2 separate regions of the Homo sapiens genome follow, and region 2 is linked to region 1. Evidence: read pairs that join two places in POLR2A ChIA-PET (ENCODE). Cell type or tissue: PC-3. All regions are shown on one strand. Links, peaks and the distances in the headings refer to the core of each region. The heading gives the core; the rest is flanking DNA. Region 1 overlaps PAX8 (paired box 8). Region 2 holds the start of LOC124907871 (a long non-coding RNA gene).

Region 1 (8,437 bases), core at 438-8,437:
TTTTATTTTATTTTATTTTATTTTTTGTTTTGACTCCATTAACAGTCAATGATTCTCAACCAGTTCTAGAGCAGAACCAGCAGCTCCAGACACATGGATCCATCCAGTCATCTATCTTTCCACTCATTCATCTTCCCATACATTTTTCCACGCATCCATGCATTTTCCCATCTATCCTTCTATCTTTCATCATCCATCCCGTCATCCTCCACCTTTCCACCGATCCTTCCATCTTTCCATCCATCTTTCCTTTTTTTTTTTTTTTTTTGGAGACGGAGTCTTGCTCTGTTGCCCAGGCTGGAGTGTAGTGGTGTGATCTTAGCTCACTGCAACCTCTGCCTCCCGGGTTCAAGTGATTCTCCTGCCTCAGCCTCCCCACTAGCTGTCACTACAGGGACCCACCACCACACCTGGCTAATTTTTATATTTTTGGTAGAGACGGAGTTTCACCATGTTGGCCAGGCTGGTCTCGAACTCCTGGCCTCAGGCAATCTGCCCGCCTTGGCCTCCCAAAGTGTTGGGATTACAGGTGTGAGTCACTGTGCCTGGTCCCTCCATCCATCTTTTAATTCATCTGTCTTTTCAGTTATCTATCATCCATCTTTCCATCCATCCATCTTTCCATCAATCCTTTTATTTTTCCATCCATATTCATTCGTCCATTCATCTTTTCATAGAACTATCCTTTAATCTGTCTTTCCATCTATCCTTTCATCATCCATTCTTCCACCCATCCCTCCTCTCCTATATCCATCTTTTCATCCCCTTTTCAATCTATTCCTCCATTAATCTATACATCTTTCTATATATACATCCTTTTATCTGTCCATCTTTCCATCCATCTTTTCACCCATCCATCCTTTCATCATCAATCCTTCCATCATTCACACTTTCATTCATCCTTCCATCCTTCCATCCATTTACCACTTTTTCACTTAACAAATACTGGTTGAAGGTCTACTGTATAGGATGCTGGGGATACAGCAGTGAATAAGTCAGATTCCTTTATTCCTGGAGCTTATAACCTAATGGTGAAGACAAATGGACAATAAATAAGTCAATGAATGAACATAATAATTTATTGTCTGTGAAGACAATAAAATGGGATGATGTAATAAAGAGCCACAGGGAGAGGAGATAACTACTTTAGATTGGGCTGTCAGGGGAGGCCTCTCTGAGAAGGTGTTCAAAGTGACCATTCAAGTGATAAACTGGGGCAGACCATCCCTGGACCAAAGAACAGCAAGGGCAAAGGACCTAAGGCAGGAACTAGTTTAGCATGGTAGCACAAAATTGTAGTGGCTGGGTCGAGTTTTAAAAGGCTACTCTGATTTCTAGGAAAATGAATTGTACATAGTCAAGAGAGAAAGCACAAAGACCAGTTAGGGGACAGTTGCAGTAGTTCTTGCAAGAGATGACAGTGGCTTGAGTTAGGGAATTAGCAGTGAAGGAGGGAAAAAGAGACCCTGAAAATATATTTTGGTTGCAAAGCCAGCAAACCTTGCTGGTAGATTGGCTGTTGGGATGAGAAAATAGAGGAAACAAGAATCATTTGTAGGTTTGGGGCATGGATGATGGTGGCAAGTATATATATGGCAGACCAGGAGGGGAAGTGATGTAGTAGATGGCAAGTGGAAATCAAGAGTTTTTTGGGCCGTGTTATGATTGAGATGCCTACTAAATGTCCAGTTTTAATAAGTCAGCAGGTACATCATGTGTGTCTGAAGCCAGGAAAGAATCCTGACTAGAGTATAAATTTCAGCCATTGCACAAAGCTGTCATTTAATGACAAGACTACTAGAAACCAAGCCTGGGGTTCTTCAACAATTTAGAGCTCTAACAGAGAAGGAACAGCAAGGAGAATGAGTAGGAAAGACAACTGAGTTACAAAGCAAACAGAAGACTGGGCATCACAAACCCAAAGGCATGAGACAGGGATGAGCTAAAAGGTCAAGGGAATTGAGGATATAGAAGTGACCATTGGTATGATGGAGTTAGAGACTGTGGGGACTTGAGGGGATCAGAGTTGGCCTGATAGGAAGGGATAAGAAGGTGAAGGCAGAGACCATGGGGCAGAGAAAGGCACTGGTAGCTAGAGAGGAATGTGGGGATAGGAAGAGGATTTTTTAAAGACAGAAGATAGCAGAATATGTTTGCAGGGTGAAGGGAGAGACTGATGAAACAGAAAACGGGATCATTGGAGCGGCCAAATCCTTGGAAAGGTGAGTAGGGTGGGATGCAGAGCAAAGAGGCAGGGTTGGCCTTTCATCGGGGCAGAGACGTTTCATCTGCTGTGACTGCAAGCAGGTAGGCACATCTGATGACGGGAAGATGCCACACCCAGGTGTGTACCACCTACCGAGCTCCATCCCCTGCCCCAGGTTCCATGTGACTGAGGTACTCGGTAAATGGTAGTTAAATACATAAATAAGTGGGTGAGTGAGTGAATGCATGAATGAGTGACAAAATGAGAGGGTAAACACATCATGTTTTCCACCTCTCTCCCTTGTCCTCTAGAGCTCACTGTGTTTGCCATTGGGTAGGGTGTGGTAAAAGGTGAGAGGGCCCTTGCTGTGTGGCCAGTAGAGAATCGGCTGAAACCCGGGAGACCTGAGTTAAACAGGAGGCAGTTGGCACTGGGAGATGCAAGAGAGAGTGCCATTGTGGAAGGACGGGGCCAGGGTTCTAGTTCTGGCTTTCACTGAATATGTGACCTTGGCCAAATGTCTTTACTTCCCTATGTCACAGCTGTGTTATCTGTTAAACAGATGTTTAGAGTAGATTATTTCTTAGTTTTTCATCTGTTAAATAGATGTTTCGATTAGATTATTTCTTAGGTTTTTTTTTCTTTGCTTTTTTACTTCTTTACCCCCTTCCTTTTTTTACCCATGTTTTTTGCTTGATTTACGTTAGACTTAGTCTCTGCCCCTAAGGAACTTTCTTACTGTGTTCTCAGTCCGTCATTGACTTCCTAGACAAGGAGAGGATCCAGTAGCCTTTCTCTGCTTTAGGCTGCTCCTCTTCATCTCTCTTCTTCCTGTATAAATGCCTACTTGTCTGGCAATAAAGCAGCTCCCACTAACCCCAACCCAGGCCTTAAGACTGGTTGGATGACTGATTTAAGCCTCCATTGAGCTTTATTTTCGCACCTGTTTAATGGGAAAATAATAAAAGCTTAGATTTATTGAGCACTCCCTGTATATTTGAAGCATGGTGCTAAGCATTTAATACATATTTTGTCATTTAATTCTCATTAAACCAAATGAGATAGGGATAATTATTTGGCCCATTTTACAGATAAGGAAACCAAGGTTCACCTGTAAGTCACTCACTCAGAGAGGCTAAGTGACTTGTCCAAGTTTACATAACCAGGAAATGGGAAGTAAGGATTTGACTCTAGACAGGTCAGCTCCAGAGTCAGGGAGTTTCGAGCAACCCCTCCAAAGAGTCTGGGGAAGGAGACTCAGAACCACATAGCTCCCAATCGTAGGTGAGTTTCTGAAAGGCTGGGTGGACATTCATTGAGTCTCAGGGTTGGCAGGAATCTAGCTTTGTAAATGGAATTATCGCATAAGTGAATAAAGGGATTATCTGCAATTTGGAGTCAAGAGCCCTAAGGTCGAGTTCTACTCTGACATTTAACAACAGTGTGATTTGAGGCAAACTGCTTAATCATGCTGCACTCCAGTTTCCTTTTCTATAAATTGGTAGTATCCATGAGTACCTCATGGGGTAGTCTTGAGAATAAAAGATCATAATGTATGGGAAAGTGCTTTACAAACTTTAAGCTCTTTACCAAGCACCGGTAGTAGCTGTGGTGATCAGTTTGACTTTGTTTTTGTTATGTAAGGGAATTCTTAAGTAATTTCTTCGGTAAATAATTCCTTTGGAAAACTCAAGAATCCATTAACAGAAGGAGGTGATCTGATTTACTTTGTGTAAATTTATACGTTGAGTTTGCTTAAAGCGGCAGACTCAGGATGGAACAACAAACTACTCCAAGTCCCAGGACACAGCTTCCTGAGGGTGTGTGCCCTCTGGGGCTCTCCCTCCTCTCCCATCCTTAACCCTCACACCTCCCCTCAGCCCCCCATGCACACAAACACACACACTCATACCTAGCGAGGCTAAAAGGTTCATATATATGGATGTCCTCTTTGGCCCCTAACCCCATACCCCTGCTGTGGGGCCCTCCCAGAAGAGCCCTTCTCCAGAAGGTCCAGGCAGCAGAAGGAGCAGTTAGTCCCTGGGCCCTACACTCACAGCACAGTTTCCCAGCTCCACCAAACCCTCCAGCTCTGGGAGCTTCCGCAGATCCCAGAGGCTCAGTTTCTTCATCTGGAAAATGGGGGTAGTTATAACATCTACCTTCTGGGCCTCCTGGGAGGGCTGTAGTATGTCAAGCCAGTGCCTCCAGTACCTACGGAAAAGGACACTGCCCCAAATTTTCCAGATCGATGGGTTCCAAAAGGGATGACAGAGGGACCTTCTGAGCTCCATTGTCCCTGCCGTGGCTCCAACTGTCTCCCCAACCATTCCTGAGCTTGCCCATTGCCAGCCCTGCAGACCTTCCCACACCCCAGCCCTGCATTGATGCCCTTCACCTCACAGGCCTCTCCCCTGTGTGCCTCCAACAGGAAGTGAATACTCTGGCAATGCCTATGGCCACACCCCCTACTCCTCCTACAGCGAGGCCTGGCGCTTCCCCAACTCCAGCTTGCTGAGTAAGTCCCTGGGGCTGCCCAGGCCTCTGCTGGGCAGGATGGATGGAGTGGTGGGGGGCAAGGGTGGGTCAAAGGTTACCTGAAAGCTGGGAGTCCTCAGATTATACAGAGGGCCTGGGAGATGGTGCTGTTTGTGATGGAAGAAGGCAGCAGGAGGGCAGTGTACCTGGTTGTTTGGGGAAAGAGGGCAGAAGTCCAGAGGCTTCCAGGCATTCGTTTCCCTCCTGCTTCTCAAGCCCATGTCTTTTAAATCTTTGTTTTGTGTAAGATTCAGGGCTCAGGCCTTGAAGGGGAGGACAAGGGAGGACTTGAGAAAAGCCTAAGAGAGGACCTCCTGCCTCCACGGCTTACAGTCCCACAGTGCAGACACTGACGCAGGGCACCCGCCAGAATGTAACTGCCCTCCTTCCTGGGAGCCAGTTTCAAGAATGCCATCCTGTTGCCCCCATTAACCATCTAAGTGGCTCAGAAATACTCATGATTCAGCACCAAACCCTTAAACAGAAATCTTTTGTTCCACCACATTCCCCATATTTAGCCTGAGATGAAGACAGTATTCAGGGTCGAGGTCCAGAGAGTGAGCTTCAGCGAGCTTCCAGGCTTCTCTTCACCCCTCTCTTGTCCTGGGGTCCTGAACTGGGAAGAGAAGCTTTTCAGCAAAGCAAAACCCCACCAATGGGGGGACTTGAGGGATCCCACTAGAGCCTCCCTGAGTGGTGGCCTTGGGTGTATCAGAGCAAACCGGAGCCAGACAGAAGCAGTGATCCAAGGATGGCCAACCCCACAGGCACCATTGCAGGCTAGGAACCATCCATTCCCCAAGACCCCCTCTCCTCCCATTACCTCTTTGTATTCCAGAAATAACTTGAAAGGTGGCAGACCTGGGCCCTGTTTGCCAGATGAGTTCAACTCCAACCCAGCTTTCCATTCAATTTAGCCAGAAAAGACGAGGGCAATGAGACATGCCAGGGTTCAGGCACCTTCCCACTGAGCCTCCCCAGGCTGCCCATCCTGCAGGTGTGCAGAGCCTCACCTTAAGGGCCGTCAAGCCCAGATCCCCTTTGACCCCTCAGCAGTCTAATCTCCCTGGGTCTTAAGAAAGAAGACTCTCTGTCCTGGCACTGTTTGGGCAAGGCTAGGGAGGATCCCAATGACCTCTCAGTGCACTTGATTCTTTGGGGTTCCACATGCAATTGTTTTCTATTGCCCTCTCCCTATTGCAACGAGGGTGTTGAAGGTCAAAGCAGCCATAGGGGGAAGGGGCAAGAAGCCACTGTTCTCATTCTGGCCAGAAACTCAAAGGTGAGGCCAGAGAAGGAGGAAATAGGGCTGGAGAGGAGTTAATCTTCGATGATCAGATAGGCCAGAGAAATGAATGATTAACTTGTGTTGTCTTAAAGGTCAGCAGATGCAGGGAAGGCTATGGTGCAATTTTCCTTTCTGACCAGCAGTGTTGTTGTTATTTTTTTTTAATGTGTCCAGGTTCCCCATATTATTACAGTTCCACATCAAGGCCGAGTGCACCGCCCACCACTGCCACGGCCTTTGACCATCTGTAGTTGCCATGGGGACAGTGGGAGCGACTGAGCAACAGGAGGACTCAGCCTGGGACAGGCCCCAGAGAGTCACACAAAGGAATCTTTATTTATTACATGAAAAATAACCACAAGTCCAGCATTGCGGCACACTCCCTGTGTGGTTAATTTAATGAACCATGAAAGACAGGATGACCTTGGACAAGGCCAAACTGTCCTCCAAGACTCCTTAATGAGGGGCAGGAGTCCCAGGGAAAGAGAACCATGCCATGCTGAAAAAGACAAAATTGAAGAAGAAATGTAGCCCCCAGCCGGTACCCACCAAAGGAGAGAAGAAGCAATAGCCGAGGAACTTGGGGGGATGGCGAATGGTTCCTGCCCGGGCCCAAGGGGTGCACAGGGCACCTCCATGGCTCCATTATTAACACAACTCTAGCAATTATGGACCATAAGCACTTCCCTCCAGCCCACAAGTCACAGCCTGGTGCCGAGGCTCTCCTCACCAGCCACCCAGGGAGTCACCTCCCTCAGCCTCCCGCCTGCCCCACACGGAGGCTCTGGCTGTCCTCTTTCTCCACTCCATTTGCTTGGCTCTTTCTACACCTCCCTCTTGGGCATGGGCTGAGGGCTGGAGCGAGTCCCTCAGAAATTCCACCAGGCTGTCAGCTGACCTCTTTTGCCTGCTGCTGTGAAGGTATAGCACCACCCCAGGTCCTCCTGCAGTGCGGCATCCCCTTGGCAGCTGCCGTCAGCCAGGCCAGCCCCAGGGAGCTTAAAACAGACATTCCACAGGGCCTGGGCCCCTGGGAGGTGAGGTGTGGTGTGCGGCTTCACCCAGGGCAGAACAAGGCAGAATCGCAGGAAACCCGCTTCCCCTTCCTGACAGCTCCTGCCAAGCCAAATGTGCTTCCTGCAGCTCACGCCCACCAGCTACTGAAGGGACCCAAGGCACCCCCTGAAGCCAGCGATAGAGGGTCCCTCTCTGCTCCCCAGCAGCTCCTGCCCCCAAGGCCTGACTGTATATACTGTAAATGAAACTTTGTTTGGGTCAAGCTTCCTTCTTTCTAACCCCCAGACTTTGGCCTCTGAGTGAAATGTCTCTCTTTGCCCTGTGGGGCTTCTCTCCTTGATGCTTCTTTCTTTTTTTAAAGACAACCTGCCATTACCACATGACTCAATAAACCATTGCTCTTCATCTCAGGCTTTGGGGTTGGCTGGGGAAGGAGGCATCCCGGGGCTGGGCTTTCTCCCAAGAACATCAGAGCTGAGTAGCCGACAAACTCACTTTGGGGCCGTGGGCTGGAAGGGACCATCTGATGCCCCAGAGCTCTGGCTTGGCCTTCTCCCTCTGCCTTTAATTCACGTTGAACGCTGGGTACCTCACTCATCCCAAGTTCTTCAACACTGAGCAAATGCAAGGATAGCACAGTACTGAGCCAACCATAGACTCCCCACAAGGAGTTGCTGTTGTTATTAACAGGAAGCCAGAGAATCAGCAGGGTGGGTTAGTGAGGGATCCGGGAATAGCTGTGACTGGAGCCTGCATAAACAGCTCTGAAGGGAGAGAGAAGACTGGGCTCTCTTGTGTGCCAGGCACAGTATGGAAGGCTTCATATAAGTTAAGCTGAAATTAGCCCTGTTTTACATACAGCTTCATTTTACATATGAGGAAACTGAGGCTTTGAAAAAAATGAGATGTCTTGTCCAAGATGAAAAGTAGTAGATTCAACCAAGTCCTCTTACTCTAAGCCCAACGCTTTTACCCAAAACCCCAGAGTCCTCATCAGGGATGCCAAATGGTTCTAGACCCAGTGGAGGTTCTGGAGCTGCCACTGGGGATTTAATTTCTTTTGATTTGCTAAAGATTTGACCTGACTGAATGGAGAGGTAGAGTGTAGTGTGGCCAGGACAAGGTGAGGGAGGCTGTAGAGACTTAGCACTTTAGGCCAACCACCTCCAGGAAATCTGGGAAATGCAATGTGACAGCTCGGGCTCTGCACTCCAGGGGGCTGTCTGGTGTCCACATGGACCTTCTCCATGTGGGACACAGCTGGAACAAGGGGGCAGGGGCCTGCAGCTGGGATGCCCAGGTGAATATGGGCAGCTGGACAAACAACACTGGGATTGAGTCAGATAGAAGGGGCCCAAGGACTCCAGGGCTGGGAGGACAGAGGCTGG
Region 2 (8,875 bases), core at 356-8,355, 400 kb after region 1:
TCTCTCTCTCTCAGTCCTGCTCCTGCCATATAAGACATCCACTCCCGCTTTGTCTTCTGCATGAGTAAAAGCTTCCTAAGGCCTCCCCAGAAGCAGATGCTGCCATGCTTCCTGTGGAACAGCCTGCGAAGCTGTGAGCCAATTAAACCTCTTTTCTTTATAAATTATGCAGTCTCAGGTATTTCCTTATAGCAATGCAAGGACTGACTAATACATGCTGTCTGCACGAATATGAAATCCTCTCCAAAACATGCTGATAGCTGAAAAAGAAGAAAATGCAGACCGTATTTATGATATGCTAACTCTGATGTAACAAAAGGGAGGGGAAGAAGGGCAATACATTCCACTGTGCTTGTATTTGATTTTTTTTTTTGATTCTGGAAGATACATAAGAAATGAATAAAGTAGTTGTCAGAGGCTGAGGAATAAGATATATAGGGACAGGTGTGGGAGCAAGACACTTTTATGAACACATTTTACACAGTTTGGGTTTTTTTTTTTTGGAGACAAGGTCTCGCTGTCACCCAGGCTGGAGAGCAGTGGTACAGTCATGGCTCACTGCAGCCTTAAACTCCCAGGCTCAAGCAATCCTCTTACCTCAGCCTCCTGGGTAGCTGGGAATACAAACATATGGCACTATATTCATCCACTCTCACACTGCTATAAAGAATGACCTGAGACTGGGTAATTTATGAAGAAAAGAGGTCTAACTGATTCACAGTTCTACAGGCTGTACAGGAAGCATAGCTGGGAGGCTTCAGGAAACTTACAATCATGGCGGAAGGCAAAGGGGAAACACACACGTCTTACTATGGCGGAGCAGGAGAGTGAGAGAGTGAAGGGGGAGGTGCTACACACTTTCAAATAACCAGGTCTTGTGAGAACTCACTCACTATCATGAGAACAGCAAGGGAGAACCCACCCCCATGATCCAATCACCTCCCACCAGGACCCTCCCTCAACATTGAGGATTAAAATTCAACATGAGGTTTGAGTTGGGTCACAGAGCCAAACCATATCAGCCACCATGCCCAACTAATTTTTGTTTTTAAATTTTTGTAGATACAGGGTCTCACTATGTTACCCAGGCTGGTCTTGAACTCCTGGGCTGAAGTGATCCTCCCGCCTCGGCCTCCTAAATTGCTAGGATTACAGGCATAAGCAGCCATGCCTGGCCTACAGTTTGATTTTTGAATCATGTAAATATATTATTCAGAAATAAAATAATAATTTTTAAATATTTTATCCCAAAAAAATGTATCTGACTTCTTGTGGAAGGACAACTGTTGAGTTGAGGGAGCTGCCAGTCTTCGGCAGCTCACTCTCAATACCCTCCTTCTTTGAAGTTCTCCAAGCTAGGGCAGAGGCTGGCAAAGCCCCTCTCCTAGCTCTGTCTGCTTCATAACTGCAGTGCAAAGGATGACATGGCTGTCGGAGCAGACACCCAAGTGGCAACCATTCTATAAGATGGAACAGAGCTGGTGGCAGGAAAGCAGGTGGTCTGGGAAGAAAGCAGAGGTGCCTGTGAGCTTGAGCTGTCATTTGACCCTCTATCCTTGATTTAGTGACACAATTCTGCCAGCTCTCTCAGATACAAAAGGGAAGACATGCCAGGAAGAATGAAACTGTGAAGGCATCTCACCTTGTGAGGAAGCCAGATTCCAAATCATCTCTGTATGGGTAAGTGGGTATGGCCATTTTGGAGAGAAAATTGGTAGCGTCTAGTTTTTTTGGGTTTTTTAAACATGTTCTTTGGCTCAGCAATTCCACTACTTGCCATCTTCCGTAAAGAAATTTATGGACATCTACTGATGCGTTGTTTATAAATACTTAATGAAATCAACTAGAAACAACCTACATATCTGTTGATAGAGGCAAGGTTAAATAAACAATGGTAAGTTAAAAAGAAAGGAGATGCTACTGAAATAGAAAGATAGCCAAGCAAATCATTGAGAGAAAAAGGCAAATTATGGAACAAGAACAGAGTGATAACATTTACGTAAAACAAAACACTGCACATCCTCAATGCAAAACCATGTGCTTCTAATGGTATATAGAGGTAGAGAGGTCTGGAAGGGTATTGGCAAGACTGATAATAGTGGTTACTTGGAGTGGAATAGGGCAGAGGAGCGAGTCATCAAGAGGAACTTTAGCTTTATTTATGACATTTGAATTTTTACCAAAAAAAAAAATTTGGTAAATGTGTTTAACAAATTTTGTTTTATTAGATTTTTGTTCTTATTTTTTCTAGTGTTTTGAGGGATCTCTTTAGATGTTAAGCAAATATATTCGTGAATGACTCGTATCATTTTTTTAATCCCCTGCATTAAAATGTTCAAAAGCCTTGGTTCCAATTCCTGGATCTGAGCCAAAGATCAAAATTGACCCTCCAGACCAGAACTGACCTTTCTATTACAGGTTTAGAGCCAAGTTCTCTCCCTGGGTAACAACTCCCTATTTCTCTGTACTATGTGCCCTTGGCCTGGACGAGGGAAATGGTCTACCACTAAATGGAAAGGGTCTGATAATTTGAGTGGAGAAAGCTGAGAATCCTCCCCACACCCAAGCAAGTACACAAATACAACTGGAAGAAGGCAGTCTTTCTGAAGGGCTGTGAAGTCAACTTCTCTGCACCTGCAGCAGGTAACACACCACACCTCCACAGCTGCTACCAGCTTTCCAGGAGAGCCTGTGTACCTGGAGAGGAGAAGGCAAGTGCTTCCGAACTTGACTTGATGTCTTAGATTCTGCAATGCGTAGTCTGTAGGGACAGGCTGTGGCTTATCCTATAGGCTTGGGCTGGAGTCAGCAAGCATCTGGGCTGGCAGAAGATAAAAGATGCAAAGGTGGAGGAAAGCATACGTGGTCTGGAAGACAGACTTGGTGGGTGGGTGGCTGCTACAACACCCTAGTTAGAGGTAGAGGGGTAAGTCAGTGTGTCTTCTGCACAGGCCTCTTCCCCACCTCATTCTTCATTTCCCATACAGCCTTGCTGAGTTATTCACAAACATCTGATTCAACTGGAAGCTGGGTTGAGGATGACCTAAAGGACTAGTGTGATGCCTGCCCAGGGGTGTGGGCCCATAGTCAGAGTCCAGAGCCTCCTCTCAGCTTTTAGCACATCTCACCCACATCCTGGGTCCTTAATTAGCAATATGAAAGCAAGCCAAGTGACAAGATTTTGTCCCTGGGAAGTCCAGAAGCACTCCTTTTCTCATTTGTATAAGCATAATGATTTGCTTACATAAATAATCATGAAAATTCAAATCCCTCTCAGAAATCAGGTCATAAAACCATGAAATGCAGCATGTGGGCAAGAATCACAGGGAAAGGTAGGTCTTGGAGAGGAAAGGATGGCAGGGAGGAAGAAAGCAGGGTGCCAGGGGCCCTGGGCTGCTGTCCAAGTCAGGTGGCTCACCGTCTCTGAGAACATTTCACTTTCTGGTAAATGGGGCAGTTGGAGATAGAAGGGTTGGGTGAATGCCAAGAGTGAGCACAGCTGAGGTCAGTGCTGTGCCTGCAGTCCAGGCGGGAGTAGAAATCCTGGGCCCATCTTACCTCCGACCTCATTTCCTCCTCTGTAATAATGTGGGGGTGGGGGAAAGTTCTGGTCATCAGCCCTAGCATTCCATGGTTCATTTCCTCATCAGTGATGGAAAATCACCAAGCAAGAGAACAGGATGGAGAATAACCGGATGGGTGCAATCGGAGGTGCTATTTCAGGTGAGGTGGCCAGGGAAGGCCCTCTGAAAGGGTGGCTTGAGCAGGTGGCTGAATGTACAGAAGCTGCCAATCATGAAAGATCTGGGGTACAGCATGCCAAGCAGAGGAAATGCGAGTGCAAAGGCCCCGAGATTGGATGTGGGCTTAGCACAAATGTGGCATGGCAAGAAGGCCAGTGTGGCTGAAGCAGCATGAACAATGGGTGGAGGGGCTGAGAGGACAGAGGAGCAGGAAAGAGCCAGGCTTGGGTAGGAGAGGTGTCAACTTGATATATGATGCAAAGCCCTTGGAGGTTCCCAAACACAAAAGCGATGATCTAATATATGGTTTTAAAAATGCCACTCTTGGCCGGGCGCGGTGGCTCACGCCTGTAATCCCAGCACTTTGGGAGGCCGAGGCGGGTGGATCATGAGGTCAGGAGATCGAGACCATCCTGGCTAACAAGGTGAAACCCCGTCTCTACTAAAAATACAAAAAATTAGCCGGGCGCGGTGGCGGGCGCCTGTAGTCCCAGCTACTCGGGAGGCTGAGGCAGGAGAATGGCGTGAACCCGGGAGGCGGAGCTTGCAGTGAGCCGAGATTGCGCCACTGCAGTCCGCAGTCCGGCCTGGGCGACAGAGCGAGACTCCGTCTCAAAAAAAAAAAAAAAAAAAATGCCACTCTTGCTGTGAAAAATTGACCCTGGGGGAAGGAGGAGTAGAAATGTCAAAAGTGGAAGCAGACCACTCAGGAGGTCAGGGCAATGGACTGTGCAGGAGAGACTGACATCTTAGACTCGGGCAATAGGAGAGAAGGTGGTGAGGATTATATTCTGGGCATAAAGGCAACAGAACTAGCTGATGGCGTCAACGTAGGAGATGAGGGAAAGAAAGAAATCAAAGGGCATTCATAGGTTTGAGGGTTGAGTAACTGGGGATATTTAACAGAAATGGAGAAGTCTGGGGAAGGGGCAAGTATTGTGGGGGCAGGGGTCAAAAGTTCTGTATTTTGGCCAAGTTAATTAATATTTGAGATACCTCTTAGGTGTCCAAGTGAAGATGTCAAACAGTCAATTGAATACAAAATCTGAATCTTAGCCCAGGATGGTCTCACACCTGTAATCCCAGCACTTTGGGAGGCTGAGGTGAGAGGATCACTTGAGGCCAGGAGTTTGTGATCAGCCTGGGCAATAGAGCAAGACCCTGTCTCCACACACACACACACACACAAAAAGTCATCCAGGCATGGTGGCACATGCCTGTAGTCCCAGGTACTCAGGAAGCTGAGGCAGGAGGATCACTTGAGCCCATGGTTCAAGGCTGCAGTGAGCTATAATCACATCACTCAATACTACACTCCAGCCTGGATGACAGAGAGAGACCTCATTTATTAAAATAAAATTTAAAAAAATTAATTAAAAATAAATGCAAATCTTTCCTGAGATTCATATTCAGGAGTAACTGTCATGTAGAAGGCATATAATGCCATGGGTCACATGATACCATCTAATGAATGCCACTGGAAAAGAGAGAATAGCTAAAAACTGAGCACTGGGCACACCAGCACAGTGAGGTTGGAAGGAAGAAATGGAGCTAACAAAGGAGACAAAAGAGGAGTAGCCAGTGAGAAGAGAGAAACATCTGGAGAGAAGAGAGAGCAGCAAAAGGTGGGTGAAGGAGAATGTGGTCCACCAGGCCCAACAATGCTGAGCAGTTGAGTAAGTGAGGACCTGGCCACTGAATTTGGCAAGAAAGAGGATGTCAGCGGCCCTAGAACAAAAGTGAAGAAGAGCTTGAGGACGGAAGCCTGACAGGAGTGAACTGAGGAGAGAATGAAAGGTGGAGACATGGAGCCAAGGAGCACTGAGACTCCCTTGAGTAGTTTTGCTGTAAAATAAAAGTGAGTGCAGAGACGGGGCAGGGGGACAGAGAAATGCAGGGGTAGCTGGAGGGAGCCACAGAATCAAAAGAGGGTTTTTGTGTTTAAGATGGTAGTTGTCACATAGCACATTAGTAAGTTCATGTGAATCACAACGTAGGTGAGACAGATCACTAATGCAGGAGTCAAATCCTTGCAGAGCCCCCAGAGGAGGTGATGAAGGGAAGTGATGGACATCATTCAGATGCAAGTAGGTTAGCAATTCCTGGGGTACAAATAGGAGGTGACTCCTTTCTGATTGCTCCTGTTTTCTGAATGAGATAGCACATAAAGTCCACTCAGCCATGTTAGCTGTTGAAGTCCTTGTGGCTGTCATGCCTGTACAGACTGGGCTCTCCTCTCCAGCATTTCCTCTCAGACTAAGCTGAGCTGCACTAGCCGCTGCCACATCCTCTTGGGGCCATCCTCTGCCACACTCCACATATTGCTGTGGTTTGCTTGCAACCCCTGGAAGGTCCTACTGGCTGCTCCTAGAAGAGTCTGGGCGGCATCTCTCCCTTACTCGTTATCACATGGTGCTGTAAGCAGTGGCCACACACTTTAGCTGGTGGGATGGGCCATCACAGGCAGTAAATGCGAAAGACTGCTCAGATTTTAAAGCACCCATGAATCAGTAGAATGAGTTTAGAATTGTAGTCATCAACACACATTAAAAAAAAAAAAAACAGGCACTAAAAAAATTAGTTGAGTAGGATAAAGCAATAAAAGATATTAACTACAAACCAGATAGGAGGTGCAAAATTGTACCTACATAAATCAGATGGAAAAAGTTGAAAGCAGATAAGATAAAATAGGTAAGCATGACATTTAAAAGGTATTCATGGGACGTGGTTACAAAACCAACTCACAACTAAAAAGTCTTAGGACCTCTCGCTGACTTAGGAGCCTGATCCCAACTCTGAGAATGACTCAGTGTGTTACCCTGTGGCTAGTGTAGACCAATGATCCTGTCTCAGAGTCACTAGCCAACAGCCCATATCAAGTACTTGAAACTTTGACTCAGAAACCTCAGTGTCAGAACCTTTGACCTAGGAACCACCTGTAGTGGTTAACTGCAATTTGCACCCCTTAGTTCAGGGCTTTACAACACCGGGGGCGGGGAGGGGGAAGGCATAGAGCTGATGACCTAAAGGAAACCCATTGCAGCAACGCTTTTGTGTTAAGTTTACAAATAAGTGTTGTTTTAGAATCCTCCAGGTAATGCCTTTGTTATTTAATGTGTCTGAGACAATTCTGCACATTAAAGAATATAAAATATTACCTTGTAATTCCAATTTGAAATGTGTAATTGACATTAGACTTCTATTTTAATTTGAAATGTCTAAAACAATGTGGTTAAGTTTGTAAAAGGTGTGTGAATTTTGAGTCTGATTTACTACATTTTTTTTTAATTTTCTTTTTTTTTGGAGTTTTAGGGATTGCTTAGATGGCTAGAAAGATTTTATTCATCAGATTTTTAAGTCTGCCTTGGCAGGCACTTGCAGTGTTTGAAAGAATCAGATATATCAAATTTGTAGTTTAAAATATTTAAGGGAACTCAATTAACTATGCTAGAAAAGAGAGTTAAGTATTTAGGAGGATTTAATATGGTGTTAAAGTTGTGAAAATCAAAATGGAGACACTAATGTTAAGAAAACCCTGATAAATGGAGCCAGGGAAGGCCATGAAGAAAGAGTTCTCACACTTGTATCCCTGATCATGAAAAAGACTCTGCAAAAAACAAAACCTTGCACAAAGGCCATTGCAACCTTACACAAAAAATACTACTTTAAAAGGACATGTGCCCAGCAACTGCCTGTCCAACCTCAGACTGGCAATATCTTTGTTATTGATCTTAGTAGCCCAGCATAACTATTTCAAAACAGTGATGTAATGCTCATTTTTTTTCTTTTGAAAACTTTTGTCTTCCTGTAAAAACCTTTGTCTTCTTTACTTACCCTGAATATGCACAGAGTTTACTATGAAGTGCATATTCCTGTTGCAATGCTCTATTCCCAAACAAACATCATTTTCTTTTAGAGAGCCTCTCTCTGTTTGTGATTTAGGTTGGTGATGTAAAGCAATGGCATAACTGAACACTGATTCAAAGAAAAGTGGCTTTTCTCTTTGTTGTATTAAAAAGAGGCCTTATAAATAGGATAGTAAGATTTGTAAGTTGAACTTAAAGCATGAAGAAAATTTAGGGGCCAGGCAGGGTGGCTCACACCTGTAATCCCAGCACTTTGGGAGGCCAAGACAGGAGGATTGCTTGAGCCCAGGAGTTCAAGACCAGTCTGGTCAACACAGACCTCATCTTTACTAAAAATAAAAAAATTAGGCCAGGTGCAGTGGCTCATGCCTGTAATCCCAGCACTTTGGGAGGCCAAGGCGGGAGGATCACTTGAGGTCAGGAGTTCGTGACCAGCCTGGTCAACACGATGAAACCCCATCTCTACTAAAAATACAAAAAAATTAGCTGGGTGTGGTGGCGGACACCTGCAATCCCAGCTACTCGGGAGGCTTCAGGCAGGGGAATCACTTGAACCTGGGAGGCGGAGATTGCAGTGAGCTGAGATAGTCCCACTGCACTCCAGCCTGGGCGACTCAGCAAGACTCTGCCTCAAAAAAAAAAAAAAAAATTAGTCAGGTGTGGTAGCACACAGCTGTGGTCCCAGCTACTCGGGAGGCTGAGGTGGGAGGATCATCTGAGCCCAGGAGGTCAAGGCTGCGGTGAGAGCTGAGATTGTACTACTGCATTCCAGCAGGGGCTACAAAGTGAGACCCTGTCTCAAAAAAAGAAAAAGAAAAAGAAAATTATGTTTTTAAATTTATAATTATAATAAATTTAATTACATAAATTTAAGCTCAAGTAATTGTAAATATTCTTTCTGTGCACATAAGTTATTCTTGTATTGACCCCACAGGAGCTGGCCATTCTTCAAGTCAGAAGGCCTGAGAGAGGAGCTGCCCAGGTGGTCTTCATGGGGCTGTGCGGCCAGTCATCCCCCACAGGTTGACAATCCTTGCGTACTTCATCCTTGTTGGATCCTCTGTATCCCTGACGATGAGCAACTGTGAGGCCCGTTTCAGCACTGAGTTCCAGTCAGGAAAACATCCACCCACCCACCACACGCTCACACTTACACACACATTCACACATGCACACACGTTCTGGCTCCGAAAAAGAAAAAAAAAAAGCAATTTAAAATAATTCTGATCCTTTGCTTATTTCCACAAACTCCATGAAAATTGTACA

Evidence for each region. Peaks named below come from ENCODE experiments on the same cell type or tissue, not always from the same donor. Only the 100,000 strongest peaks of a DNase experiment are listed, where the experiment ranks them.
Region 2: POLR2A ChIA-PET joins it to region 1 with 5 read pairs; 2 of 35 experiments call an interaction of 5 or more read pairs at or near these places.

Annotation. Positions count from the first base shown.
Region 1 is chr2:113,216,379-113,224,815 of GRCh38, reverse strand. It overlaps PAX8 (paired box 8), which reads left to right. Exons shown (of 12, transcript NM_003466.4): 11 at 4,638-4,724; 12 at 6,207-8,437. The coding sequence ends at 6,283. Among named protein-coding and RNA genes, the nearest start is that of PAX8-AS1, 16 kb to the left of the region's middle. In PC-3, for the core only: no CTCF peak of the experiment used is centred there; no DNase peak of the experiment used is centred there.
Region 2 is chr2:112,819,109-112,827,983 of GRCh38, reverse strand. LOC124907871 (a long non-coding RNA gene) reads left to right here and starts at 3,505. Exons shown (of 2, transcript XR_007087195.1): 1 at 3,505-3,723; 2 at 8,544-8,875. In PC-3, for the core only: no CTCF peak of the experiment used is centred there; a DNase peak (open chromatin) is centred at 3,493; H3K27ac peaks cover 861 bases.